Linked DNA regions of Homo sapiens: region 2 is linked to region 1. A link is a loop called in an ENCODE intact Hi-C map of the cell type or tissue named here. Cell type or tissue: GM12878. All regions are shown on one strand. Each heading gives the region's core, and the rest is flanking DNA. Links, peaks and the distances in the headings are about the cores only. Region 1 overlaps UBASH3A (ubiquitin associated and SH3 domain containing A). Region 2 overlaps TMPRSS3 (transmembrane serine protease 3).

The links. Peaks named below come from ENCODE experiments on the same cell type or tissue, not always from the same donor. Only the 100,000 strongest peaks of a DNase experiment are listed, where the experiment ranks them.
Region 2: it touches region 1 in a loop (3-fold over the local background); 17 of 110 quality-filtered maps call a loop at or near these places.

What each region holds. Positions count from the first base shown.
Region 1 is chr21:42,435,765-42,452,261 of GRCh38, reverse strand. It overlaps UBASH3A (ubiquitin associated and SH3 domain containing A), which reads right to left. Exons shown (of 15, transcript NM_018961.4): 11 at 14,682-14,774; 12 at 9,666-9,810; 13 at 8,844-8,950; 14 at 7,619-7,728; 15 at 4,578-5,205. The coding sequence ends at 5,068. Among named protein-coding and RNA genes, the nearest start is that of UBASH3A, 40 kb to the right of the region's middle. RefSeq lists enhancers at 11,615-11,824, 13,100-13,786, 13,787-14,474 and a silencer at 12,135-12,324. In GM12878, for the core only: no CTCF peak of the experiment used is centred there; DNase peaks (open chromatin) are centred at 11,591 and 12,305; H3K27ac peaks cover 1,858 bases.
Region 2 is chr21:42,369,858-42,381,113 of GRCh38, reverse strand. It overlaps TMPRSS3 (transmembrane serine protease 3), which reads left to right. Exons shown (of 13, transcript NM_001256317.3): 10 at 902-997; 11 at 4,431-4,573; 12 at 5,246-5,398; 13 at 8,335-9,224. The coding sequence ends at 8,352. Among named protein-coding and RNA genes, the nearest start is that of TFF1, 9.0 kb to the right of the region's middle. RefSeq lists enhancers at 3,854-4,424, 7,483-8,431, 10,636-11,256. In GM12878, for the core only: a CTCF peak has its summit at 4,210 (motif pointing left); no DNase peak of the experiment used is centred there.

The DNA of each region.
Region 1 (16,497 bases), core at 7,867-15,866:
GCCTGGAAGCCCGGCACACGGTCACTATTGCAACCCCTGGGAAGGAGTGACAGACAAGACGATGAGAGACCGCAACAACAGGACAAGGCAGACACGACTGACATGAATTGTGCAGAGGACGCCTGAGCTGGGATTCAGGGGCAGCAAGGTGGGCTGGCGGCCAGGAGGGCTTCCTGGAGGGGGTGGGCTGGAACTGGGCGGCATGAGAAGCACAGAGCTTTCCCAGCTTACCTTTTACTTTTTAACTCTATGATAGTTTTTATTTTTATTTATTTATTTATTTTGAGATGGAGTCTCACTCTGCCGCCCAGACTGGAGTGCAGTGGTGTGATCTCGGCCCACTGCAACCTCCGCCTCCCAGGTTCAAGTGATTCTCCTGCCTCAGCCTCCTGAGTAGCTGGGATTACAGGTGCCTGCCACCATGCCTGGCTAATTTTTGTATTTTTAGTAGAGATAGGGTTTCACCACATTGGCCAGGCTGGTCTCGAACTCCTGACCTCAAGTGATCCACCTGCCTTGGCCTCCCAAGTGCTGGGATTATAGGCGTGAGCCACTGCGCCCGGCCCATGATTTCTTTTTTTTTAAATATTTAAATCTTTGATGTTTTTTTTTGGTATGAGGAATGAGGAGTGATTCCAACCTTCTTTTCCCCAAATGTGATCCAGTTGTCCCAGTGTCATTTATTTAATCACCTTCCTTCCCCCACTGCTATGACTGCTCCCTTTACTGTATATACCTACATAAAAGCAGGTACTTACCATAGGTCCTGCCCTCAGGTCAAGCGACCTCGATGTTACTGTACTTTAGTTGTCCTGCACATCCCTTCTGAACCACCTCTCCCCTATGGTGCATAAGCTCTGGGTCTGGGAGTGATGGGTCAGGAGCCACCCATGTTCTGATGAACCCCAGTTCTGGGAAGGCCTCTAAGATTTCCAGTTATCTGCTGTTCCTGTGGAAGAGCAGGTGCTTACCATAGGTTTAAATATGGTATGAGGATATGAGGATATAAAAAATACCATGTTTATAGGGTTAGGGTTAGGGTCCCTCCCCCAACACTGGGGATTACAATTCAACATGAGATTTGGGTGGGGACACAGAACCAAACCATATCAGTCTCCAACATAGCTTTTCAGGGGGACACAATTCAGCCCATGGTAGTGGTTCTCACCATGTCCTGTGGGCCATCCAGCCCTAAATTCCTCCGCAGCCACTCCCAGGCTCCTGGGGCCTTCTTGGGATTTGTGGCTGTGCATTCGATGCTGCCATTTTCCTTTCTTCCGACTTCTGATCCTTGCAGAATTGTTGGCTGGTTGAATTTGGGTGGGGGAGGGAGCATTCAACTCAGCCCATAATATGCACCAATATGAATCACGTTTAAAAAAGTCTCAAATTTGGTTCTAAAATAAGATGTACTTTGGTGGACGGTTATGATAGCTCTTTCTTCTTAGACGAGTGCAGCAGTGTTTGCCAGGGCCAGTGCTTGGCTTGGTGGTCCCAGGCCTGTCCTTAAGCTCTTCAGCACCACAGGCTGCAGCCTGGAGACAGGCACTGGCTTAGGCCTTTGGCCCCCTTGGCTGCCCAGCTTGAGGCCGGCTCCGCCCCCTTCTCACCACTTTCCATCTTTCCAAAGAACCAGGTCTCGGAGGGGAACATTAAGCTGCAAAACAACATTGTCATCCGCTCAGCCTCAGGGAACGCTGGTAGAATTCCCTTTCAGGCTTGTTTTTTTCTTTTTCTTTTTTTTTTTTTTTGAGACGGAGTCTTGCTCTGTCGCCAGGCTGGAGTGCAGTGGCGCGATCTCGGCTTGCTCCAACCTCCGCCTCCCTGGTTCAAGCGATTCCCCTGCCTCAGCCTCCTGAGTAGCTGGAACTACAGGTATGCGCCACCACGCCTGGCTACGTTTTTGTATTGTAGTAGAGACGGGGTTTCACCATGTTGGCCAGGGTGGTGTCGATCTCCTGGCCTCGTGATCTGCCCGCCTTGGCCTCCCAAAGTGCCAGGATTACAGGCATGAGTCACCATGCCTGGCCCAGGCTTGTTTTTTTTTTCAAGCACACAGTGAGGAAGTCAACAAGAGAATGTGGGTGGGGCATGGGTTGGGATGGCGTTGGTGACAGGACGTCCACTTCCAGACGGTGTCAGCAGGGGTCAGACTTGGCTCACAAACACCAAAGCGACCCACCCAGGGAGAGGAAGGAAAAAAGAGTGTCTTTTGTTTTCTTTTTTTGGGATTTCCTATTGGTTCATAGAGTAGACAGTTTACACCCAATCATGATAATCCCACCAGGCATTTCCGTCTCTGCCCTTTTCCAGCCCAGCTCTGTCCGCAAGGCTCAGTCCATACAGCGAATGGTTCCTTCTGGAGGAACAGAACCACTGAACTGGGGTCCTCTGCCTTGGGGGTGGAATGAGGGTCTGACAGAACCAGAAGCATAGAATATCGAGAAAATGCTATTTCTTGCACACTAGATCTGGAGATCTGGAGATCTGAGTTTCAAACCCATCTCATTCTCCTTGCAAAACCTGTGAGCAGCCCAGCAGGATGAGAGGGGAATTACCTGTGTCTGGCTTTGCCCAGGGTGGAGGACCTGGAAGCTTCACCCCTGAGAAGGTGAATCCAGAGATTCATTACAGACCACCTGAACACGTGACTGTGATTTCAATGCCATACCTTGACTTGCAGCACTTTAATTCATCATCATGATTAGCGAGCGTGGCACTGTGGTATCCAGGAGGGACTTGGACCCAACCACACACTTGCCGAGGAGAAAGAACAACCACCCAGGTGCCCAGCGGTGGGGTGTATTTGTTGCAGGACGTACTGCCCAGCCACCTACATCCCAGTGAATCCATCTCTTCTCTAGTCGGTATCTGCTGGGATGCGTCTAGAACAATCTCCCTGAAGACGTCATTTCGGTATGGCCTGGACTCGAAGCAGGCCTGTGAGTGGGGTGCATGCTCTGCTCTCTGTGGCTGTGTCAACTTCAAACTTCTTTATGTTTGGACACAGAAAAACTACATCATTAGTGAAATAAAACAAGGGACAGACAGATGCGTCTTTTTCTCAGGAGGTCGTGTTTGATTGACTAAAACAGCAAGGAAACTTTTATTGGGTCTGGCCTCCTGTGCATTCTACACAATGTGGGCCGTTTTTGTCACAGCCCGGGGTGTTCACCATCTTTATTTCTACAAGAGCTCCCTTTGTGTTCTGCCCTCCACTTGCCTGGGTGCTCACAGGGGAGGCTGAGGGTGCAGCATGGGTCCTTCCTGCCCTGTCTCTGCATTCACACTATAAAAGGCACTCACAGAGCCACCACCACAGCCCCAAACTGCAATCATGAAATAACACCTGCACTGGATCAGGGGGCTAGAAGAGATGAAAGACCGATGGACTGTCACTACACCGTGCTGGGATCTCTGCCTGCAGCATGAGGCACCACATGTGTGGGCTGTGGGAGCAGGTGTGACCTGTGGGCTGGGGCATGAGACTCCCCACTGGGGAGACCCCATCCCCTGCTGGACCAGCTTCCTCAGCATCACCATCATGGACAGACTCCACTTTGCTCGTGGCCCTTCTTTTGGGGCCCCATTAAATCGGGGGAGCCTACTTCTCCCACTGGCAAAGTCCTCTTCTCTCCTCTACGTGATCAGAAACAAGAATAGGAGAAGCCAAAAAAGGCCTGCAAGGGGAGTGTCTCAAATCCCTATGTCCGAGGCCCTGTACGGGCAGCTCCGCTGTGCTTGGAAGGATTGGGGTATGTTATGGCAGGCTACAGGATAACCCCCAAAGATGTTCATGTCCTAATCCCCGGGACCTGGGAATATGCAACTTTATGTGGCAAAAGGGACTTTGCATGTGTGGTTAAGGCTCTTGAGATGAGAATTGATCCTGGGTTATTGGGTGGGCCCAGTGTCAACACAAGGGCCCTTGTAGGAGGGAGGCAGGAGAGTCAGAAGCAGAAGGCGATGTGGCTGTGAAGGCAGAGACTGAGAGAGCTTGGAGGCTGCTACGCCGCTGTACTTGAGGAGGGAGGATGCAGGTGGCCTCTAAAAGTGAGAAAAGGCAAGGATCCTCCCCTGGAGGCTCCAGAAGAAACATAGCCTGCTGAGAAAATGCCAACCTCCAGAACCGTAGGAGAGTCAGCGTGTGTGTGTGTGCATGTGAGCGTGTGTGTGCCTGTGTGTGCATGTGTGTTTGTGTGTGTGCATTGCATGTGTATGCCTTTGTGTGCATGTGTGCAAGTGTGTGCATGTGTTTGTGTGCTCATGTGTGCATGTATGCATGCACGCGTTTGTATGTGTATGTGTGTTTGCATGCTTGTGTACCTGCGTGTGTGTGCATGTGCGTGTGCATGTGTGTGCGCATGTGTATGTGCACGTGTTTGTGTGTGTGCATGCTCGTGTGTGCCTGTCTTTGTATGCATATGTGCATGTGTGTATGTGCCTGTGTGTGTGTGTGTGTGTGTGTGTGTGTAAAGTTTGTGTTCTTTCCATGACCCCCAGGTTTGTGGTCATTGGTTACAGCAACCACAGAGACATAGTAACATGAATGTTGACAGCACGGAGCAGCAACCCAGTTTTGACCTGGTCGATGGTTTTCTGGGACCATTTTATTGACTATTACACCTGTTTTAGCCCATGTGGATATGGCTAAAGAGTGATGGACCCAGAAAAAGAAAAAACGATTGGGAATTTAATGATTAGACCATGGAAAATGAAGTGGTTAGATCCTTCGTGTGTGGTGAGTCTTTAATTCCTGGAAGTTAGAGTCCCGGGCAGTTGTGTCCCCAGCTGCAGACACTCGGTGTACATGCTGCAGGGCGGCATCCTCACCCAGCCACCTGCCCTGTGCTCCCCGCAGCTGGGCTGGTGGACGATGGGTCCACAGATGGGAGTTACAAAGGCGAAAGCCGGAGGGAAATATTCCGGGATATAAAAGTGCGTCTCGTGCTTCTACAAATCACATTGGGTGAGACTAAGACGCCTCTGGAAACAGCAGCATCTCCCAGCCTCTGCACATGGTTTCTGCCTCTCCACTCTGAGGTTATGACAACATCACCGTGGCTCTCAGTTGCCTGAGATCCAGTTCCTCCAGTTAAATGCTGCGTTCGCCCCGTGGGTCAGGGTCTTCACCGGTGGGTTCACCAACTCCCATTTTCCTTCCTCTTTATTTTCTTCACAGAAGCACATGCCCAGGGAAGGGATCTGGAACAGAGTTTTAAATCACTTGTTAATATCTTATAGCAAGTCCATCAATTTCAGACTAGCTCCAAAGCCAACTGTCAGGCACACCTCTACTTTGGAGGGTCTGCGACTGCCCAGGCTGGCACTGCCACCATTGAATGGCACCAACATCTGCCCTGGCGGTGCCCCGTGGGGGATGTCCCCTAGCCAGGGGACACTGGGTAATTCCGGAGACATTTCTGATTGTCACAACTGAGGATGGAGGTGCTGCCGACACCTAGCAGGTAGAGGTCCTACAAGGTGGTACATCCTACAATGAGTAGAACAGCCCCCACCACAAAGGTCTGCAGGCTGAGGTGGAGATTGCCATCCACCACTTAAGGAGTGACTCATATTCTCATATTCAGCATCACAAAAAGACACAGACATTGAGTTTTCAGACCCAAAAGAAAAGCACAAAGTGAACCTTTAGACCTCCATCCCTTCATCTGTGAAATGGATGTGTGAGAACAGAGCTTTGTGGTGAAGCCTTTTTTGTTTTTGTCTTTTCTTTTCTTTCTTTCCTTCCTCTTTCTAATGTCTAGAAATTCCTCAGGCAGATGAAATTTACAAAAATGCCAACTGGCAGGGGGGTCTGAGTGAGGCTGGTGTTGACCCTAGGGTGATTCTTTCCTCACGCTTGCAGAGGCTGTGGGCGAGGGGCGGTGATGGGCTGGTCGGGGAGGGTCCTGAGTGCTCCCTTTCCAGCTGCCCTGATTTGGGGGCCCATCATTTGGTAGAGCCCCCCCTTTGTATTTTCTGATATGCATGAGCAAGTCCAGCTTATTTTGGGGTAGGGGCAGGGTGAACGCCACGTGACCAGCATAAGAAAGTCCAGGAGTTTGGAAGTTCAAGATTGGCATCTATGGAAGGGGGTGAAGGGTCCAAGGAGTGGGTGGAGCTTTGGCCACAAAGGCTCATGGGTTTGAGGAACTGTCAGCAGCTGGTGTGTGCAGTGCTGCCACCCTTGGTTACGTGGGCCCCCAGGAGCGCCTGGGGCTGGAGGCTTGGTATGTGTATATGGGACTGTGGGAAGCGGGGCAGGGACAGGAGGAATGCATCAGAGCGCATGTGTGGGAGACCCATTTGCAGAAGCAAGAGCAACATTTTGGGAGCAGGTGGTGCCGGGGCTGCCCCGGACAGTCCCCAGGAAAATCCATGCAGACCTCTACCAGTGTGGCCCAGGGGGGTTGAGCTGCCCTATTTGGACAATGCTCACCTGGTGGCTCAAGAATCCAGGGCGCTCGGAAATGTCTGGATCATAATTGGGACACACCACCCTGGAGACATTTTGCAGGGGAAGCATGTTTCTACTCAGGTGCAGAGGAAAATGGAGCAAGAAAGGGAGATTCGGGTGTCTGATGCCTAATTGCTGAGTGACAATGACCCACGGCAGGCATGCTCTTCATGTGCGTAACCTCTCATCTGGCTGCTGAGGCAGGCGTAGCTAGAGAGCTAAGCCCTCCTGCAGGCACCTGGCTGGTGTCACTGGGCTGGGCCCGGGAGTTGGGCTCCTCTGAAGCCCCTGACCTCTTGGGGGGACTCAGCAACCCCCACTGCTGCCCACAACTTATGGCAAACAAGCTGTGGCCAGTGTGGTCCTGTGGCAGTGCTATGTGAAGAAACCAGGTCAGGGCCTCAAGCACCTCCGATGACAGGCATTGTCTATGCTGCACGTGCTGCCTGGGCACTGACCAGTGGACTGATGAATTTCATAAAAAGGTCAGGACTGTGGTGAGTCCAGCCTTGAGTAGATCTGCAGGGAAGGGCTGGGACTGGGGTGGGATCTGCACTCCTGAGTTTGCCTGCCTCAATTCACCCATGGACTGGACATCACCCTCTGGCTTTGCTGAGTGATAATCAAGGTTGTCCAAGATGTCACGTGTGCGTTATCCTCTGTTTGTCATTCACAAGGCCCTTGCCAGAGCCTGAGCACTCTGGCAGCTACAACCAGCTCAAGCTTCTTCCATGCTGGGTGACTCCAAGGGCAAGAGGATCAAGGGGCTCCTTTTCATCCATCAGCCGCCCTGCCCCAGGTCCCCAGAAGAGGCCAGAATCGAGTCCCACAGTCGTTTCTTCCCTCCTCATCTAAACTGCTTACTCCTTCCTGGACCGTCTGTTTTTCTACGAGAGCTGCAAGGGGTCATGGCATGAGCTGACTGGTAAAAAGTTGGCAAGTGGCCAATGATGATGAGGTTGACTGACCTATCCACCAGCCCCAGCCCGAAGTCACCCTTCGCATAAGAGCCGGTGGGCACAGTCTCCGGGGGCACGTGGATCCTGGTGGCCCTGGGTCAGCCGGACACTTGTTTTCATTCCGAGAAGTGGATGAGATAAACCTGTGTCTTCGGGATGCTTGATTTTGTGGCCCAAAGAGCCAAGAGTGGGCGCGTACCTTTCTCACGAGTTGGGCAAAATCCCCACATTCCCGGGGCGGCAGCCCGAGCAGTGGCCGCGTGCAGGAGTCCAGAGTGGAGCCGTGACTCACAATTAGGATGACACCCGCTGTGGAAAACAAGAACACCTCCAGGTCAAAGCAGCCCCAGAGAGCACCTTTTATTAGACTGGGGTCCCCAAAGTGGTGGGGGGCAGAGCTATCTCAGAGTGCCCCGAAGCCTGGCGAGACCCCCGGGCTAGAAGTAGTGTGGCTGGTAACCGCTCAGTGATGCCTGCGTCCCACCCTCGCTCATGGATTCCTCTGCACGCAGCAGCTGCCCACCAGCCTCAGGGAGGCCTAGGAAGTGAGCTGAGCCACCCCCTGTGGTCGCTGGCTGCCTGGGCCCCGTCAGCCACAGACTGGGATGTAGCGGTGGCTGACGCCCAAGCCAGACCTGATTCACTTTAGAAAGGTCAGCCGGTTATTTTGTCACACGAGCCTGCTACGACTCCTGCTTTAGATAAGAACACCTGGAGACCACAGGCCGAGTGGGTCTCCCTCAGGAGACACGCTTGTCCCTGCCAGCTCAGGGGAAGGCGTGGGAAGTCAGCGCTTCTGTGCATGCTTCATCCAGGACAAAGCAACACGGGAGGGTTAGGAGACCCGTGTGATGGGTCAGGGAAGGGGGCGCCACCTGGAAGTTGGTTGTTCTTTCTCTCTCTGTCTCTTTTGTTTCCCAGGAAGCTGACTCAAATCCCTTGGACATGGGTGGATTGTGTGACCCTGCTGGCCTGGGTCCCATCAGCATTCAGTCCCAGGATGGGGGGTTCCAGGGCCTGGGCGGCAGGGGAGTGTGTGTCTGTGCACCCGGTTACTGCACCAGCAGCAGCAGTGATGAAAACTTTGTTGCTGGAGAATGGTGGGGGGCGGGCAGGGGAAGTGGGGGCATTCATAGGTTCAGAAAATCGGCCAATTTCCATCTCAGAGATCATTCCCCTCCCATCAGCACTCAGTCCCAGGATGGGGGGTCCCAGGGCCTGGGCGGCAGGGGAGTGTGTGTCTGTGCACCCGGTTACTGCAGCAGCAGCAGCAGTGATGAAAACTTTGTTGCTGGAGAATGGGGGCGGGGGCAGGCAGGAGAAGTAGGGGCATTCATAGGTTCAGAAAATTGGCCAATTTCCATCTCAGAGATAATTCCCCAAGCCCCAGGGGCTGTTCATACTGAGGATGGTGAGGCACTTACTGTCCTGTGGACAGGTGTTGACGATTTGCACCATGCTCGCCGTGCACCTGTCCATGTACTCCTGGTAGCTCTCGGCCGGCATGAGGGCGGACAGGGGAAACGCGGGCCTGGAAGGATGAGAAGGAGAGGCTGCTGCCCTGGCACTTTCGTAGGGATTAGGAAGGCTCAGCTGCAGTTAGCTGGGGAAGGAGAACGTTCTTCCAGGATGGCTCTGCCTCAAGGCAGGCTCATGGTCAACAGGCAGGCTCCAGTTTTGTGCTGAAAACTGGCAAAGCACTGACAGTCAATCTCCAGCACACATTCTTACTCAACACCAGGAGGGCTCTGTGATGGCAGAGTCAGACATGGGTGGAGAATGACAAAGACTCTCTCCTTGACTAAACTCCAGTCCAGCTCCTCTGAACCTTCTTCTCAATGAGGTCTTGACCCTTGGGCTTCTGTGTCTGTTCTTGCAGAGTGAGTTTAGCAAGAACCTCCTACCTTCGACATCTGATCAAGTTCCTTATCCTCTACCACCCCCCAGGTGATGTCTGATCACCTTGGCCTGCCTTCAGCAAGAGTCTCCATTTAGGTCAGTTTAGCAAGAATGACCCACCTTCTCAGGAATTTTCCATCCACTGACCCCCACCCTGCTCTGTGGCTATAACTCCCCTCTTTTCCTTGTATTAGGAGTTGAGCCCCACCTCTCTCCCCTGCTGCAAAACCCCACTGCAGTGGTCCCTCTTGAATAAAGTCTTTCTTACCATTTTAACAGTGTCATGAAATTTTTCTTTAACAATAACTGGAAAAGCCCCAGTGGCAGAGAACTTTAGAACAGCATACCTGTAATCAGTGTCAATGTTGAAATTTGCCTCTTTCAGCTCTTCCAGGCTCATGAGGGTTGGGGTGGTTTTGCCAGCTTCCCATTTTGTCCATTCAAAGATTCCAGGTTCCACTCGTATCTTGATTTTTTTCTCCAGTTTGAGTTCTGGATTCAACAGAATACAAGTGTTTATCATCCTCAACATCCACCCTGACTTTGCATAAATAAGTCTCCTTTTAGATCTCAGACCGTCACACACACGTCTAAATCATGCCTTTTAAACAGTGTGATTTTCTTCTTGGCAAATACCGTTCTGTGATTAGGCATAGCTGTGCTATTTCTGAAGTCAAAACTGACGAGCAGTGGGAAGGTATCAGAGGAGTGATGGCCCCCTGTGTGCCAGGAAGGGCCAGAGTCTTCCAGGAGCTGGTGAGTGTCCCAGGCAGCAGGCTTAGGCTGGGGCTCACCTGATCACCCAGCACAGCTCCACCGTGAAACCAGCCCACCGGCTGCATCCTCCAACATGGCAGATCCAATGATCAATGGACAAGATGTGACCCATCATGAAGAATGTTGGCCTCATGAGGCACTTTCCTGATAAACACTTACACAGACGGGGCAAGAGGTGAAGAATGGAAGGAGCCATCTTCTGGAATATTCTGACTCCCTGCAACTCACATTTCCCAGGCATTTTATATTTTGATTAAAGGAAGAGCCATAAAGTAAGGCCATCTCTTTTTGAGTGGAAAAAAAGACCTGAATGTTTTCACTGGGAATGGAGAAGATGTCATTGAACTCAAATGCTGGACATAAAATCAGTTCCTCAAATGTGTTTTAGGTCCATGGAAGGAGCTCTTTCATCAAGCATGCTTAGAAAAGAGAGTTAAAGCAAGTTAATCAGGCCCCCAAGTTCTCCCCAATCAACCAGGCCCCCAAGTCCTCCTTCATCAACCAGACCTCCAAGTCCTCCCCCATCAACCAGGCCCCCGAGTCCTCCCCCATCAACCAGGCTCCCGAGTCCTCCCCCATCCAACCAGGCCCCCGAGTCCTCCTCCATCAACCAGGCCCCTGAGTCCTCCCCCATCAACCAGGCCCCCGAGTCCTCCTTCATCAACCAGGCCCCCAAGTCCTCCTCCATCAACCAGGTCCCCGAGTCCTCCCCCATCAACTGGGCCCCCAAGTCCTCCCTGATAAACCAGGCCCCCGAAATCTCCCCCAAGCCTGTGAAGAGCTCATTTCCATTGTGAACAAATAAGATGAAGGAACAGTGTGAGAGCTTCCCAGACAGGTGTGGCCATGGGTCTCTTTCCTTTGAAGACCTCTTGCAGGCCAGTGTTTTGTGGACTTGGCTGTGAAATGGTTCATGTGGACATTCTCTGACATTGAATTTAAACAAAGTTGAGCACCTTAGCATCTCAGACACCATCTGATAAGCAGGTTGATCATGTCTGAGGCCTTGTAAAGAAGACTGGGTGTCCTTGTTTTTCTGAATTAACAGAGGATTTATAAACCCATGCCCTTTAAACAGGCATCATCACCATCATCATCACCATCATCATCATCTGCACTTAAAGGTCACTGAGAGATCACATTAAAGATTTTGACATTATTGCTGGCAAAAGACATTTTTGAAAGCTTTTTATATGCAAGTGACCCAAATAATAGAAGTAAAAAAATCCACCAAAAATGGGAATAAGTGTGTTAATGAGGAACCACGAACAATGACAAAAAAAAGATAAAATTATGAAGTGTTTTCAGTCAGTCGTATTCTTTTATTACAAAGGCTGGCCAAGAGATTCCTTTTTTATTCGTTGTTGTTATCGTGGTGAGAGAGGTTGGGTAGGGAAAGAAAGACGAAGGTTTTCACTAGAAGGGAAACTTGCAGGCTGAGGCAGTAAAAGCCCCAGTGAGAGGAGACTGTTGTTGCTGGCCTGGCAGGCACAGGCGACCTGGGGACTCTCGCACGGCCTGCTAGTGGGCGGCCAGCCAGTGGCAGAAACCAAAGTGATTCTGAAACTTAGTGGAAGAACAGCAGCATCTTAGGTGGTTTCCAACAAAATGCGCTCATTGAGTGGTGGGGTGCAAAGACCAGCGACAGGGGAGAAGAGGGGAAACTGAGGCACAGGCCTGTTCCCCTCTTGTCATATATTTGTGTGCATTTCTTGCTTGGTTCACATCTTATGATTATAGGTGTTTGGTTAATTATAAATACATTGATCCTAAACAACCAGGGATGAAATTGCTATATATCAATTTTGCTTTATTCCATCATAGTTATTAAGAGCCACCCTCACACTGAAGGGTCCCCAGATACTCGGAGACCCTGCCCCTTCACATTTCTGATCTTGCCACCCTCGTCCCTCCCAAAGCGCAGAGCTGGAAAGGCCACGTCCTGTTTCTCAGGCCTTCCTGAAAACACGAAGGCTGGACCTGCTGCTGTGAGCATGGGAACAGGGAGAGGCGGACATCGCGGGACCCTGTCACCTGGGCTGGGGTCATGGCTCTCAAAGATCACAGCCTCCTCCTCTGCGGTCTGTGACTCAGCCCCCAAGTGAAACCCCAAGGGGTGTATGTGGTGTGTGTGGTGTGTGTGTGGGTGTGTGTTGTGTGTGTGGTGTGTGGGTGTGTGTGGGGTGTGGTGTGTGTGTGGATGTGTGGTGTGTGTCGTGTGTGTGGTGTGTGTATGTGTGTGGTGTGTGTGAGGTGTGTGGTGTGTGTGTGGTATGTGTGTTCAGCGTGTTGTATGTTATGTGTGTGGTGTGTGTGTTGTGTGTTGTGTGTGGGTGTGTGTGGGTGTAGGTGGTGTGTGTGGTGTGTGGTGTGTGTGTGGTGTGTGGTGTGTATGTGTAGTGTGTGTGGGTGTGTGTGGTGTGTGTGGGTGTGTGTGGTGTGTGGGTGTGCATGGTGTGTGTGTGGGTGTGTGTAGTGTGTGTGTGGCGTGTGGTGTGTGTGTGGTGTGTGTGGATGTGTGTGCTGTGTATGTGCATGCCAGCGTTGTGAGGAGAGACAAGGATTGTGGAAGCCTTGCTTGCCCTCGGGTGGAGCTGCCTCTGGCCTCCGGCTACACTGCCGTCAGGCCTTTGGGGATTCGCGAGTCCTTTCGTGGTTTGGTCAAAGAAGCTGATATTGTTCTTTGATCTTCATCTGGCTCATTGAGAGCCCAGAGGTGCCGTGATGCAATCAACATGGGAACCTCCAAGGCAAAGTGAAGTAAGTCTGCATTTCTGTCTTGTGACCCGAGATGCCGTGCAGAGGGGTGGGGTCCTGTGCCACAGTTGGGTGGGAAATGAAAGGATGAAGCTGCAAGACTGAGGTGGGCAGAAAGTGTCTTGACATTTTTAAGTGTGTGGAAGGTGGATCGTGGATGCTCCATGCTGATACAATGGATTTCTGTGCCTCGTGAAACTAGGACTGGACTATGGGATGGAAAGTTCATGAGAGCACAGGACAGGAATGATGAGCCTGAGAGGCTCCGGGGTGGAACCAGGTCCGCTCCTGGCTGGGGCTTCCTGGGCACCTGGATTTGAAGGTGCTCTGAGGGAGCGTCTCTGACGGGGCGAAGGGGATCTGAGGACATGGGAACCGGCAATGCACATGTGTGCATTGAATCCACTGCTGTCCCAACGGCTCCTCCTGTGAAGGTCCCGGCCCCTCGTGGCCCCGGCTCTGATGTGGCCCCATGTGCAAGTCCCAGCAAGACCACCATCTGCGGGATGGCTCCTCCATGGCCCCTCCATTCCTGCCCACCTCCTGCAGGACGTGGCTTCCTCCCTGCCTTGAGCATCCATTCCTTCCACCTGGGACTTGTCATTCTAGCCACTGCAGCCCCGCCATGGTGCAGTGCCAAACTCTGCTGTCTCCAAGCAGCCCCCTCGTGGACCTTGAGCCTCACTCAGATCACCTCCTTTCTCCTGCACTCACCTCCCCCGTGCTCGGCCTCCTCGCTGACCCAGCTGAAAGTCCATGGGCACGGTCACCCCCTCACTATGCCCTCAAGTCTTCCTGTCCCCTCTGGCTCCACCGTACTCACAGCTCAACCCTGCCCTTACCTGCATCCCACTCTCCACCTACTCCCGGTCTAAGCTGGAAGAGACCCCCTAGCCCGGCTGATGCATCTCCATTTAAACTCATGCTCATGAACTGTGGGTGGGCTCTGAGTGCTGCCCAGCGGTCACTCTGCATCTCCCAGCCCATGTCCTGGGCCCCTCTGCCTGACAGCCATTCATTCCTTCGGCGCACCCCAAACTTCCCACAGTCCCTGCCCCCACTTTCCGCTGGTGGCCTTACTTCCTAGGTCTCTGAGAAAGTCGAGGCAAGCCCTGTCCCCCACATTTGCCCTCCTGCTGCATCTGTGTCTGTGTGCTCTGCCCTCTCCCTTGTCACCATGGAGGCGACATGCTCTCTCGCATGTCACCCATGCTCCTGGCCACGGCCAGTCCCTGCCTGGGGACCGAGATCTTATCCCTCTTCCCAGACAAAGAGGAGCAGGACAGGGTTCAGGCTGAAGGCAGAGCCCAGGCCTCTGGAACAAGCTGCTCTCCTATGGGCAGGAACTTTCTTCTTCCCGTAGATGGGAGCTGCAGAAGGGTCTGCCCAGGACTTCCTGACACACATCAGCCCTTGAGGACGCTGGACAGCTCCACTGGCCCAGTGCATTGCCCTGGGAAGGGTCATGCAATTCAGACTTACAAGGAACCGTAGCAGTTCCCAGCTCTCAAGGTTTTCGAATGCCGCTTTCCAGGTGTATTTTAAAAATGCCTAGCTGACGGAGGCCAAAGAGAAACGGTATGAGGACAGGCCCTGGCATTTAGCTACACCAGCCCCTACTGGTCTGACGGTCCTGGTATTCCAGACACGCTCACGGACCCAGCATGCCTGCCAGCATCCTTGGAGGGCTGGCTCGTACTTGCCTGATGACTTTGGTGTGGGCATTCATTGCCAGTCATCCAATTCCACCTCCACTCCCTTCCCACTCCCCTTGGAGAATAGCCCCAAGGTCAAGGCAGTAGGAGAGGCTCACCGAGGTTCTCACTGACCTTCCAGGATGAGTTTGGCCGTCTGCACACAGCGGAGGGCTGGGGAGGCAAACACAGAGCTGATTCTGATACCACTGTCCAGTAGCGCGTCCCCTGGAAAATAGTGAAAAAGGCAGAAAATGCCCCTTCATAATTCTAGCCTCTGATGGCAGATGAGCCATGTGCTCCCTGTGGTAGGCAGGGTCCTCAAAGGGCCCCGGGTTTCCACCCCCTGGTGTGACACACCCTGCACAGCCTCCAAGTATGGGTGGAACCCATGACCAGAATGATCTGTTGCTCCTGGGACAATTACATCCTATGGCAGAAGGGAAGGGATCCAAGGTGGGGCTGACAAGTTGGTGAGCCCATTAAAAGCAGTGATTATCTCCAGCCAGTCATGGAAAAAAGTCAGAGAAGTGTGAAGTGAGAAGGATTCAGCAAAACATTCTCCATTGCTGGCTGCAAAGATGGAGGGGACCACATGGCAAGGAATGTGGGCAGCCTCTACTAGGGCTGGGAGCAGCCCCCAGCTAACAGCCAGCAAGGAACAGACCTCAGTCCTCCCACTGCAAGGATCTGAATTTGGCCAACAGCAGAATGAGTCTGGAAGGAGACTTGAGCTCCCAATGAAAACTCAGCCCAGCAGAGACCTTGACTTCAGGCTTTAAGACCTTCAGCAGAGAAGCAGCCTCGTGGGCCTGGGCTTTGGATCTGCACCACTGTGAGCTCAGAAATGGGCGGGGCTTCACATTTGTGGTCGTTTGAGAAAACTCAAGACCCACTGAAGCTCGTGGAAGGAAAAGCCTGTACTCTGCCTTTCCCCCTGTGATACTGGAAGCCCTGCTCTCAGGGAAATATGGGAGTCCCTACAGCACAAAAATTGCACAGCCTGAAAGCTGATGAGCGAGGTTTCAGTGGAGGCTCTTCTGGGTTGAACTGTATCCCCTCCCTTGAAAAACATGTTAGAGTCCTCACCCTTGGTGCCTTAGAATGTGACTCATTTGGAAACAGGATTTTTACAGAGTGATAAGTTAAAATAAGGGTATGCACCTCAATCAATTAAATTAGGGTGGGCTCTAATCCAGTGTGACAGTGCCCTTCTAAAAGGGGAAATCTGTGCACAGAGACATGCAGAGAAGAGAAGAGGAAGACAGAAAATGTCACCTGCAAGCCAGGGACAGAGGCCTGGGACCACCATCTCCTCCCGACTCAGTGTCCTGGGAGCTCACACTGGGAGTCTGGAATCAGTTGTCGGGGAGTGCAGTATTCTCACCACTGCACTCAGCAAGTGCTATAACTCTATGACTCTAACTCTATAGCTCTATAACTAACTCTATAACTCTATGACTCTATGACTTTATAACTCTATAACTCTAATTCTATAACTCTATGACTCTATAGCTCTATAACTCTATAACTAACTCTATAACTCTATGACTCTATAGCTCTATAACTCTATAATTAACTCTATAACTCTGTAACACTATGACTCTATAACTCTATAACTCTATGACTCTAACTCTATAATTAACTCTATAAATCTATGACTCTGTAACTCTAACTCTATAATTTTATGACTCTATAACTCTATAACTCTATGACTCTATAACTCTATAACTAACTCTATAATTCTATGACTCTATAACTCTATAACTAACTCTATAACTCTATGACTCTATAACTCTATGGCTCCATAACTCTATAACTCTATAACTCTACAACTCTATGACTCTATAACTCTATAACTAACTCTATAACTCTATAAATCTATGACTCTATAACTCTATAACTAACTCTATAACTCTATAAATCTATGACTCTATAACTCTATAACTAA
Region 2 (11,256 bases), core at 688-8,687, 64 kb after region 1:
ATTCCCTCTTATTGAAGCAGAATCCTGACCTGAGACCAGCTGCAGGCTCTACCTGGCAGAGTCATTACTGCATCCATCACATGGACACGTAATGCCCAGAAACAAATATTTCCAGAGAAGCAGGAAAATGATTATGGTGGTGCCAGTCTGCCAACTATTATTAATGATATTGGTTATAGGAAATGAGGTGCCAGCACTTGTACTTTGCCAAAGTTTCAAGTGAGTTCTTTTATTCCTTCTCTACCTCTCCATTACTGTTCTGCACAGAAAAGCTCGGGGAACCTCAGGGTGTGTTCACACGAAAGCCCGAGGTATGTGCAGGGCACTCTGGCTTTGGGGGAGGCCCACAGGATCCAGCCCTACACACAGGCAAACTCGTCGCCTCCAGATATCCCAGGAACCATAGCAATATTCATGGAGCCGTGTTCTATAGGCAACACCCACACTGTGATCTAGCCAGGAGTGGGCACGCGTTGGCCTGAGAGCCTGGTCTGCCCCATCGTGTTTTGGTAAATAGACATTTTACTGGACACAGCCACACCTATGTGGGTACCTGTTACCTGGGGCTGTCTTCATGCTCCAATGGCAGCCAGAGACCGCACAGCCCACGAAGCCTACAACATTGACTATTCAGCCCTTTCCACAAAAGGTGTGCTGACCCTGGTCTAGGTTCCCTCACGCTGCGACGGTGGAGGGCTCTTTTACAGTTTTAAGTGCTCTGGGTGTGGTGGATGGGGTAAGGGGCTCCTGCTGTGAGCTGATCGTTTTCAAGTAACCAAGGGCTTGACCTTCCTTCCCTTGGGAGATAGTTTGGGCTCCTCAGAGGCAGAAGCATAGATGAGATTGTTTTCTCGGACTCCTGCTTCAATTGAGTTGTGAACTATTGTTTCCCTTCAAGCAGAAATGATCCAGCCTGTGTGCCTGCCCAACTCTGAAGAGAACTTCCCCGATGGAAAAGTGTGCTGGACGTCAGGATGGGGGGCCACAGAGGATGGAGGTCAGTGGGCTGAAGCCAAGATTCGGAGTCCAGGGGCTCAGAACCCAGAGGGCTGCGGAGGGGGCTCCCCCAATGTCCCATTGTGATGTTCCCATGGGCTGCCCAGATACCCCGGCCAGGGAGTGCATGTCAGCTGCTCGGGACACAGTCAGCCAAGGAACTGTGGGTCAGGAGTCACGGTTCCATTGTTATGGGGACAACATGACCCTGCAGACCTTCTCAGGAGAGAGTTAGACCTTCTCGAACACAGCAGGTGTTTCCCTTTCCCTGCCCGGACCCCCGGCCTTGTTAACTGAGGACATACAGAGCCCACCTAGACAACCCTCCCAGGCTTCATTCAGAACTCAAAGATTCGTATTTGTGAAGACTCTTTGTCTTGTGGGACTTTGGAAGATGTGTTCTTTCATCCTACAAAGAGCAAGTGGAAGCAGCAGCAGATGAGATCGCTGTAATAATAAGGGAAGTAGGAGTGGCAGTAACCATAGTCCATGCAAATGAAGCCCGGGCCACCCTTTCCTTAGTGTGGGTACAGAGCTGGTCATGAGTCTTAGGTTTTTCCATCAATCACTTTCTTTGTTAGTAGGAAGAGGATTCATTTTCCGTGGCTGCCGTGACAAATTATCACAGTCTGCGTGGCTTAAAACGATGGAAATTGGCCAGGTGTGTTCCCTCACACCTGTAGTCCCAGCATTTTGGGAGGCCGAGTCTATGGGATCCCTTGAGGCCATTAGTTTGAGACCAGCCTGGGCAACATAGAGAGACACCGTCTCTACAAAAAATACAAAAATTAGCCAGGCATGGTGGCATGCACCTGTAATCCCAGCACTTTGGGAGGCCAAGGCAGGAGGATTGCTTGAGCCCAGGAGTTTGAGACCAGCCTGGGCAACATGGCAAGACCCTGTCTCTACAAAAAATTAAAAAAATTAGCCTGGGCCGGGTGCAGTGGTTCATGCCTGTAATCCCAGCACTTTGGGAGGCCGAGGCAAGTGGACCATTTGAGGTTCAGGAGTTTGAGACCAGCTTGGCCAATGTGGTGAGACCCTGTCTCTACTAAAAATACAAAAATTAGCCAGGCATGGTGGCGCACACCTGTAATCCCAGCTATTCAGGAGACTGAGGCTGTAGAATCACTTGAACCTAGGAGGCGGAGGTTGCAGTGAGCCGAGATCATGCCACTCCACTCCAGCTTGGGTGACAGAGCAAGGCTCCATCTCAAAACAAACAAACAAACAAACAAACAAACAAAAATTAGCCTGACATGGTGGTCCCAGCTACTCAGGAGGCTGGGGTGGGATTGCTTGAGCCCAGGAATTCTAAGCTGCAGTGAGCCGTGATCATGCCATCATACTCCATCCTGGGTGACAGAGTGAGACTTTGCGTTTAAAAAAACAAAACAAAACAAAAAAAAAGTGGAGATTTATTTCCACACGCAGTTGAGGTGTCTGTAGGGTGGTTTTCCTGGAGGCTCTGACCCCTTTCCTTTGGGTTCTGGTGGCGGCGGCTGCAGCTGCACTGGCATTCCTGGGCTTGTAGCTGGATCTCCAGCCTCAGCCTCCTTCCTCCCGTGGCTTTGCCCCCTGTGTCTCTGTATCTCAAACTTCCCTCTCCTGTGTCTTATAAGGACAGCAAGTCGTTGGATTTAGGGTCCACCCTAAACGCTGGGAGATCTTATGTTGAGATTCTTACCTTAATTACATCTGCAAAGACCCTGTTCCAAATAAGGTTGGGCTCCATAGTGGCAGGTAGGCATATTTTGGAGGGGCCCACAGTTCAACCTAACACAGGAATTTCAGTGTTTTCCACTCAACACCAATTACTTGAGCCCACCCCCAGCTGAAGGCACCCAGGAGCTAACCCGGATGCTTCGAGTCTGTGGGCCTACTTACCCCCCACCCACTGGCAGTGCTGCCCACCTGGCCGAGGGCACTCACAGCTCTCTGTAGTTTCCAACCCACCCACATGGCCCAGGCCCAGTTCTGTGCCAGTGTGGCTGGTCCAGGGCCTTTCTAGCTTCATCAGAACCAGCACCCCTGGTGTGTGGTGGGAGCTGGGACACCAATCTACGCTCCCCTTCCTCTCATGGTGGGCTCTCATTCCGGACCAACCAGCCCACCAGAGTCATTCTGATGACACTGGGCTCTGAAGAGGAGGCTGTGCAACAGCTTCATCCTCCCAGGAGATTCTCCATCCCGCTGCCGATTTTCTTCTCGCTGTCAATCTGCTCTGTCCAGTGCAAAAGGTCCGACGAGCCCCTGTCCTGATGTAGCTTCAGCTCCAGCCTGTCCTGGAATCTTCTCCCATAATGCATTGAGCTGTTTCGCCACGTTCCGGGCAGGAAGCTGAGTGTCTTGTGATACCATGTGCTCCTCAGAGCAGCCCCTCAGGGTCCTGTCATTGTGTGATTTTGTTGTCTCCATGGAATCTATGGAGTCTTTAAAACACCAAGATGCCTGGGTCACAAACCAGCTGAGTTGGAGGGGTCCATCCCTCGGTGTCGGGGGCGTGCTTGGCCCACTGCACGTGGATTAAGTCTCCTGTGACTGTTGCAACAAACGACCCCAAATTCGTGGCTTAAAATGACAGAAAGGTATCATCTCATAGTTAGGAAGGTCACAGGTCCAAACTCAGTCTCAGGGCGCTGGCGTCAAGTGTGGGCTGTGCTGGCTCCTCCTGGAGGCCCTTGGGGAATCTGTCTCCTGCCTTTCCCAGCGTCTGCACTCTGCCCACACTGCTTGGCTCGTGCCCCTCCTTGGTCTTCCGGGGCAGCAATGCCGCATCTTCGAATCTCTCTCTGACTCTCTGACTCTGGTCCCTGCTCTGTCGTCACAGCTTCTCCTCCGGCTCCTCCAAAGACCCCTGTGACTTCGTCAGGTCCACCCTCTTACTTGGGATCATCTCCCCACTCAAGGCCTGTCCCTCAATGCACCTGCAATGTCCCATTTGCCCTGTAAGGTGACACAGTCACAGGTTCTGGGGATTGGGGTGAGAATGTCTTTGGGGTCATTTTTCTGCTGACCATCCCAGAGTTCACAAAGACGCTGAGTGAGTGACCCTCCTGAGCCTCAGTTTCCCTCCCATAACCTGGGGTGTTCTGATGGCTGATTGGGCTGGTGCCCTGGGGAGGTGTCTTGGCCACTGTTGCCCCTACTCCTCCTCCTCTTTGGACACCTTAGGGGAGTCGGTGGCCCTGCCTTGAAGCAGACTGGCCCCTTGCGGCCACTCGTAGGAGGGCAAGCTCGGGCTTGAGGTGCTTCGAGACAGTGGGAGTCTGCTCGTCCCACCCGCAGGGCCCTGTCCTTTTCCGCTGTTGCGACACACCAGAGAGCATCCCCCTCGTCCCTCGTTCCCTCACCCCCCTGGTCTCAGCATGCGCCTTCTGTGTTTTGGGCCGGGCTTCCTTCTCACACACATCCCCTCACTCACTTTGAAGCAGGTGACGCCTCCCCTGTCCTGAACCACGCGGCCGTCCCTTTGATTTCCAACAAGATCTGCAACCACAGGGACGTGTACGGTGGCATCATCTCCCCCTCCATGCTCTGCGCGGGCTACCTGACGGGTGGCGTGGACAGCTGCCAGGTACGGGGCCGCAGCGGTGGGCGAGGCCGTGGCAGGGTGACCCAGCCCTTGGGACAGGTCGTTGCCAGCGTTTCCCTGTGACAGGACAAAAAGTAAATTTACAGGGCGTGGAGAAGAAATTTGCTCAAGATATCACTCCTTTTCCTGGCTGCCAGCCCTGTGTTTACCCAGTGATCTGGCTCTGCGTGGGTGCTGGGTGGTGGGAGGGGACTCATGCTGCTCCCCTCCAATTCTGACTTTGTGGGGGACCACAGGGGAGGCAGGTGGTGGGGAGGCAGGTGGCGGGGAACCAGTGAATCTGGCCCTCCGAAAGCTGCAGTGGCTGGGACTCCAGTTCTACTAGGTGGATCACAGGTCACCTGAGGGCCCTGGCCAGGTGGACCCTCCCTCTCACCAGCTGCCCTTGAGCTTCAGAGGGTCAGGGTCTGCATTCTGGAAGGGACACACAGCTGGAGGCAGCACCCCAAAGGGGCCGAGGGACATCCTCCCTTGGGGATGCTGTGTCTGGAAGGGCTGGTGGGTTCCCTTCTGTAACCTGGGTCATCCATTGGGACATCATGAAGGGGGGTCCCAACTCCATAGCAAGCAGCCTCACACGGCAGACTGTCCACAGAAAGCAATCTCGCATGGCGGTGACTGTCCCCCAATCTTTGCTTCTTTCCTGTCACCCAGGGGGACAGCGGGGGGCCCCTGGTGTGTCAAGAGAGGAGGCTGTGGAAGTTAGTGGGAGCGACCAGCTTTGGCATCGGCTGCGCAGAGGTGAACAAGCCTGGGGTGTACACCCGTGTCACCTCCTTCCTGGACTGGATCCACGAGCAGATGGAGGTGGGTGCGGCGCCCTCCCCAGCTCACGTTGTCCCTGGCTTTTGACCCTAAGGTCCCTTAAATGCAACCCTGGTCTTGCTATAAAAACCAGGGCGTGACCCAGTGGTTGTCAATTCAGCAGCAGTGACTTGGTGGCTCCAGGGTGTCAGACGCTTGTGCTGAAAACAGAGATCACAGCTAGTCCTGGGCAGCTCTGGGTGGGTGCAGCCTGGCAGGCAGAGGAGCTGGGGCCCGGGAGGAAGAAGGAGCCTCACGACATGGGAAAGGAGGAGGCAGCGAGGAGGAGCCCCTGCTGGGATGGGGATGGGTCGGGCGTGCCCCGTGTGCCAGGAGCAGGGAGAAAGTGGGAGGGGGCGGGGGGCTGAGACAGTGCGGGAGAGGACCTTGCCTGCCTGCTGAGGGGCTGGAACCTCGCTGGGAGCCAGGGATGAGAGGCAGCAGTCAGGAGAGGCTTGGGGAGCTCTGCATTGGTGGTGTGGGGGGGTGGGGGGTCCCGGAGGGGGAGGCGTGGAAGTGGGAGGGGCCTGCAGGGGGGCACCCAACAGCGAGGCTGGCTTGGCAGGACCCGGGCATGGAGGGGAAACCTGAGACGGTGGAGGAGGAAGAAGGAGGCTTAGGGCTTCGCTGGGACCCTGGCAGCTGCGTGCTGGCAGGTGAACACGGCGCCTTTCTCATGTGGGCGCCGGGGAAACATTTGCTGGCTTGATCTCAGATGAAGTCTCTCCTTGGGATGGTTTCAAACACAGGAGGTCCTCACTTAATACGGTTGATGGGATCTTAGAAACTGCAGCTTTAGGAGAAACAGTGCGCACAGGCCCTCCAGCAACGTCCTTGCTTGCAATGTAATTTTGTTATAAAGTCGATGAGAAAAAAAAAATTGGTTTCATTATATATCATTTTGCTTAAAGTCGTAGTTTCCAAGAACTAACAATGACGTCAAAGTAAGTACGTTTTTTTTCCCTAATTCAAGTGAAATTTATATAACATACAATTCACCATTTTAAAGTGAACAACCCTGTAGCATCAGCACATTCACAGGGCTGTGCAGACACCACCTTTGTCAGTTCCCAGCATTCTCATCTCCCAAAAGACACGCGGCACCCTAGAAGCACGCAGTTACTCCCCACTCCACTTTTCTCCCCAGCCTCTGGCACCCACCAGTCAGCTTTCTGTCTCCAAGGCTCAAAGACCTTTTTAAAAAGCTCATTTAATTTGAAACAATTGGCCAAGAAAGGACATCAAATGCTGAATGTGCCTCAGGCGTTAATTCCCGTTTTGCTCTCACTGATTTTGTGCTTTAAATGAGAAACTAAAGAATGGTGCCCACGGGCACAGGGTGAGGCCTGGGACTGAGACCTGGGCTAGCTTCACCTCCAGCACTGCCGCCCTGCAGCCCTGAGCACCCCCTCGGGGCGTGGTGAGGGCTGTGCTCGGGCTGGGTGGAAAGTGCTTGCTCCTGCTCACCTTGCTGGGAGAGGCAGCCTGGCCCCATACTAGGCACTGAGTGGCCTGCTATGCTCTTCAGTATAAAGCTCAGCCCAGCCCGCCCGCACTGTAGAAAGGACCAGGATGGACAACTGAATGGGAGACCTCCTCACTGTTCAGGGTGCTGTGGGAGCCTGGGGGGCACAGAAGGGTCGCGTGGGCACAGAGGGCAAAGGGCAGGAAAGGAGAAGCCGGTCCTCCACACGGGTCTGCAGTACATGGAGGCCTTCACGGGACACAGATCCCCAGGGGCTGAGCACTGAGCTGGTGATCCTAAAAGTCCCCCTTAAGACACTGAAGGCGCAAGGCAGAGAAGCCCACCGCCGTGTCTTCCAGCTGTCGTGGGTGAGCTGGAGACAAACGTTCAAAATCAGTCTGGGGAGCCCGCTCACAACGGTTCCATGACGGGGCCACCTCAGCCCCTCCCATGTCAGCACCGTCCTGGGCCACAGAGCCTGTGACCCTCCCTGTACTACAGCGGAGACGACCTGCATGAGGCCCCCCCAGCTAACAAGGGCAGAGTGTGCCTCACATCAGATCCCCGACGTGGCCCCAGTGTGACTGCACAGCAGAATCAACAGATCTCAAACTTAGGGGTGCAGAAGCCTCTCTCAGGATGTTTGTTAAATGTGAAGATTGCAGGGCGTTTATCTGGAGTCTGATTGGGAGGTCTGGGGTGAAGACCCTGGTGAATGTGTTGCATGGGGGCTTCAGGGCACACTGAGAAACCCTGGGAGGGTCTTGGAGGCAGTTTCCCCTGTTGTGGTGAAGCTGTGGTGGAGGAGCTCGTCTGTGACGCTGGCTCCGGCGATGCCTGGGGCCCCTGCTCCCTGCACAACGCCTTAGTCATCCGCTGCCTCCAACCCACCAGTGCATGCGAGAGATGCGCAGCCTCAGACACGCCCTTTCCCAAGTCCCTCTTCAGACGTCCTAGGGGAGACCCAGAAGAGACTTCCTTTCCTGGGAGGCTTTCCAGCAGGCCCGCTGTGCGTTTCAGTTGTCCATTGTGAGGAAAGTCAACGTGAGGGCCTTTGGAAGACTCACTGTCTTGCGGGGAAGTGTCCCGTGTGCTAGTTGGTGGCATGCCCATGGCCTCATCTTCATTTTCATCCAGCACTTTTCTCTATCTAGTTGGGGGTTTAAAACAAAATTGTTGTGACTCAAACCAGAACTCAGGAACATAGTGCCGAGACCTGGAAGTTTCCTACGGAAGTGACGGAACTGTCGCAGGGCGGAGATGGGACCTGCGGATGCATTGCTGGTTGGAGCTTTTCATGCCTGCCTGGGATCCACTCAGAGCTGGCAGCCCCAGGGGGAGGCCAACCTTGTCTTCATCGTGGAGAACAGCCCCACAATTCCCACAGGGCAAAATGCAGGTGCCCGCTCCGTCATCATGTTGGACGGATGGCTGGAAGTGCTAAAAACAATAACGCCTTTGTTTTCATTTATAGAGAGACCTAAAAACCTGAAGAGGAAGGGGACAAGTAGCCACCTGAGTTCCTGAGGTGATGAAGACAGCCCGATCCTCCCCTGGACTCCCGTGTAGGAACCTGCACACGAGCAGACACCCTTGGAGCTCTGAGTTCCGGCACCAGTAGCAGGCCCGAAAGAGGCACCCTTCCATCTGATTCCAGCACAACCTTCAAGCTGCTTTTTGTTTTTTGTTTTTTTGAGATGGAGTCTCGCTCTGTTGCCCAGGCTGGAGTGCAGTGGCGAAATCCCTGCTCACTGCAGCCTCCGCTTCCCTGGTTCAAGCGATTCTCTTGCCTCAGCTTCCCCAGTAGCTGGGACCACAGGTGCCCGCCACCACACCCAACTAATTTTTGTATTTTTAGTAGAGACAGGGTTTCACCATGTTGGCCAGGCTGCTCTCAAACCCCTGACCTCAAATGATGTGCCTGCTTCAGCCTCCCACAGTGCTGGGATTACAGGCATGGGCCACCACGCCTAGCCTCACGCTCCTTTCTGATCTTCACTAAGAACAAAAGAAGCAGCAACTTGCAAGGGCGGCCTTTCCCACTGGTCCATCTGGTTTTCTCTCCAGGGGTCTTGCAAAATTCCTGACGAGATAAGCAGTTATGTGACCTCACGTGCAAAGCCACCAACAGCCACTCAGAAAAGACGCACCAGCCCAGAAGTGCAGAACTGCAGTCACTGCACGTTTTCATCTCTAGGGACCAGAACCAAACCCACCCTTTCTACTTCCAAGACTTATTTTCACATGTGGGGAGGTTAATCTAGGAATGACTCGTTTAAGGCCTATTTTCATGATTTCTTTGTAGCATTTGGTGCTTGACGTATTATTGTCCTTTGATTCCAAATAATATGTTTCCTTCCCTCATTGTCTGGCGTGTCTGCGTGGACTGGTGACGTGAATCAAAATCATCCACTGAATTCCAGGGGCTCCATTACTGTCATCTCTCCTGTGTGCGTTGTGGACTTGGCATTCTTCTGTCGGAACAGGTTGCTCAGCAGATCAGCATCAGCTCGTGTCATACACAGAACTCAAAAGTAGAGCAAGGCCAGGCAAAGTAGTGGGTGTGAGCGGTGGCCGGAGGGAGTGAGCAGTGGCCGGAGGGAGTGAGCGGTGGCCGGAGGGAGTGAGTGGTGGCCAGAGGGTGTGAGTGGTGGCCGGAGGGAGTGAGCCCTGTACAGAGGGAGTTAGCAGTGGCCGGAGGGTGTGAGACCTGGATGGAGGGTCTGAGTGGTGGCCACAGTGTGTGAGTGGTGTCCGGAGGAAGTGAGTGGTGGCTGGAGGGTGTGAGACCTGGATGGAGGGTCTCAGTGGTGGCAGTAGTGTGTGAGCAGTGGCCGGAGAGTGTGAGTGGTGGTCAGAGGGAGTGCACGGTGGCCAGAGAGCATAAGTGGTGACTGGATGGTATGAGCGGTGGCTGGACGGTGTGAGCCATGGCCGGAGGTTTTGAGTGGCACCCGAAGGGTGTGGCCGGAGGGAGTGAGCTCTGGCTGGAGGGAGTGGCCAGTGGCAGGAAGGTGTGAGCAATGGCCAGATGGTGTGAGGGGTGGTCAGAGGGAGTAAGCGGTGGCTTGAGGGAGTGAGTGGTGGCCAGAGGGTGTGAGTGGTGGCTGAAGGGTGTGGGCTGTGGCCGGAGGGAGTGAGCAGTGATCAGATATGGGACCTGGACGGAGGGTTTGAGCGGTGGCTGGAGGGTGTGGGCAGTGGCTGGAGGGTGTGGGTGGTGACTGGAGGGAATGAGCAGTGGCCACAGGATGTAAGACCTGAACGGAGGGTTGGAGTGGTGGCTGTAGTGTGTGAGCAGTGGCTGGAGGGTGTGAGTGGTCGTTGGAGGGAGTGATCCCTGACTGGAGGGACTGAGCAGTGACCGGAGGGTGTGATTGGTGGCCAGAAGGAGTTGGCGGTGGCTGGAGGGTGTGAGCGGTGTCCGGAGGGAGTGGATGGTGTCTGGAGGGTGTACCACCAAGGACGCCTTTCTGATCGTCCTGCGTCCATGCTCAGTCCTGGATCTCCTCTTCCCTTTCTGGGTGTGTGTGGCTCTGGAAGAAGCTGGCTAACCTGACGAGGTTACCGCCCTACTGTCACCATGGAAGCATAGCGCCTCAGCCACTCTCCCTGGAGGAGCCTGGCCTCACACTCCAATCATTCCCCTCTCCTTCTGGGTTAATTTGAGGAATGTGGTCCCGCTCCATGCTGTGGGTCTGTGCCTCAAGTTCCCTGGCCAGGAAAGTACCTGCCTCCTCCAATACCTGAGGACCCCAACCCCAGGGCCTCAGCTGGGTGTCCTTGTAAAGGGTCCCTGGGGTGGCAGTTGCTTTTTTGACCAGAGGCCTGGCAGGAAACGGGCTTCACCACAGCGGATCTGGGCAATGCGAGGAGAGTGAAGACTGTAAAAGTCTCCTTGCGGCTGGTAAACCCCCCAGGCTGGGGCAGGGGGGTGAGGGGTCTGCTCTGGGGCCTGGGGAAGATGGTGTGTGGAGAGGACGCCCACCTGGGCTGTGGCTGAGAGGGGGACGTGGCCTGTCCCAGGTGATCCCAGGAGGGATCCTGGAGGAGAGCCCGGATCCACTTCCTCCCAAACTCCTCCCTCCCTCCAGGGCCACCTACAGAACCCCCTCCTGCCAAGGCACAGGTCAGGGGCAGCGGGCAGGTGGGGAGCGTCAGGAGGAGACTGACTCCCCAACTGCGCGTCCCCCTTGTGGGGAATCTGGGCGGCTGCGGGGCCCCCCACTGAAAATGAGGGGCTCTCGCCAGACCGCAGGGAGGTCGGCTGGGCGCAGGAAACAAGCAATGCCTGCACAGCCACAGACGCCCCCACGGCCATAGATGCCTGCCGGAGAGGGTCTGAGGTGCGGAGTCTTCAGATGTCCTGTGGCCCAGCCACTGCGTCTTTCAGATA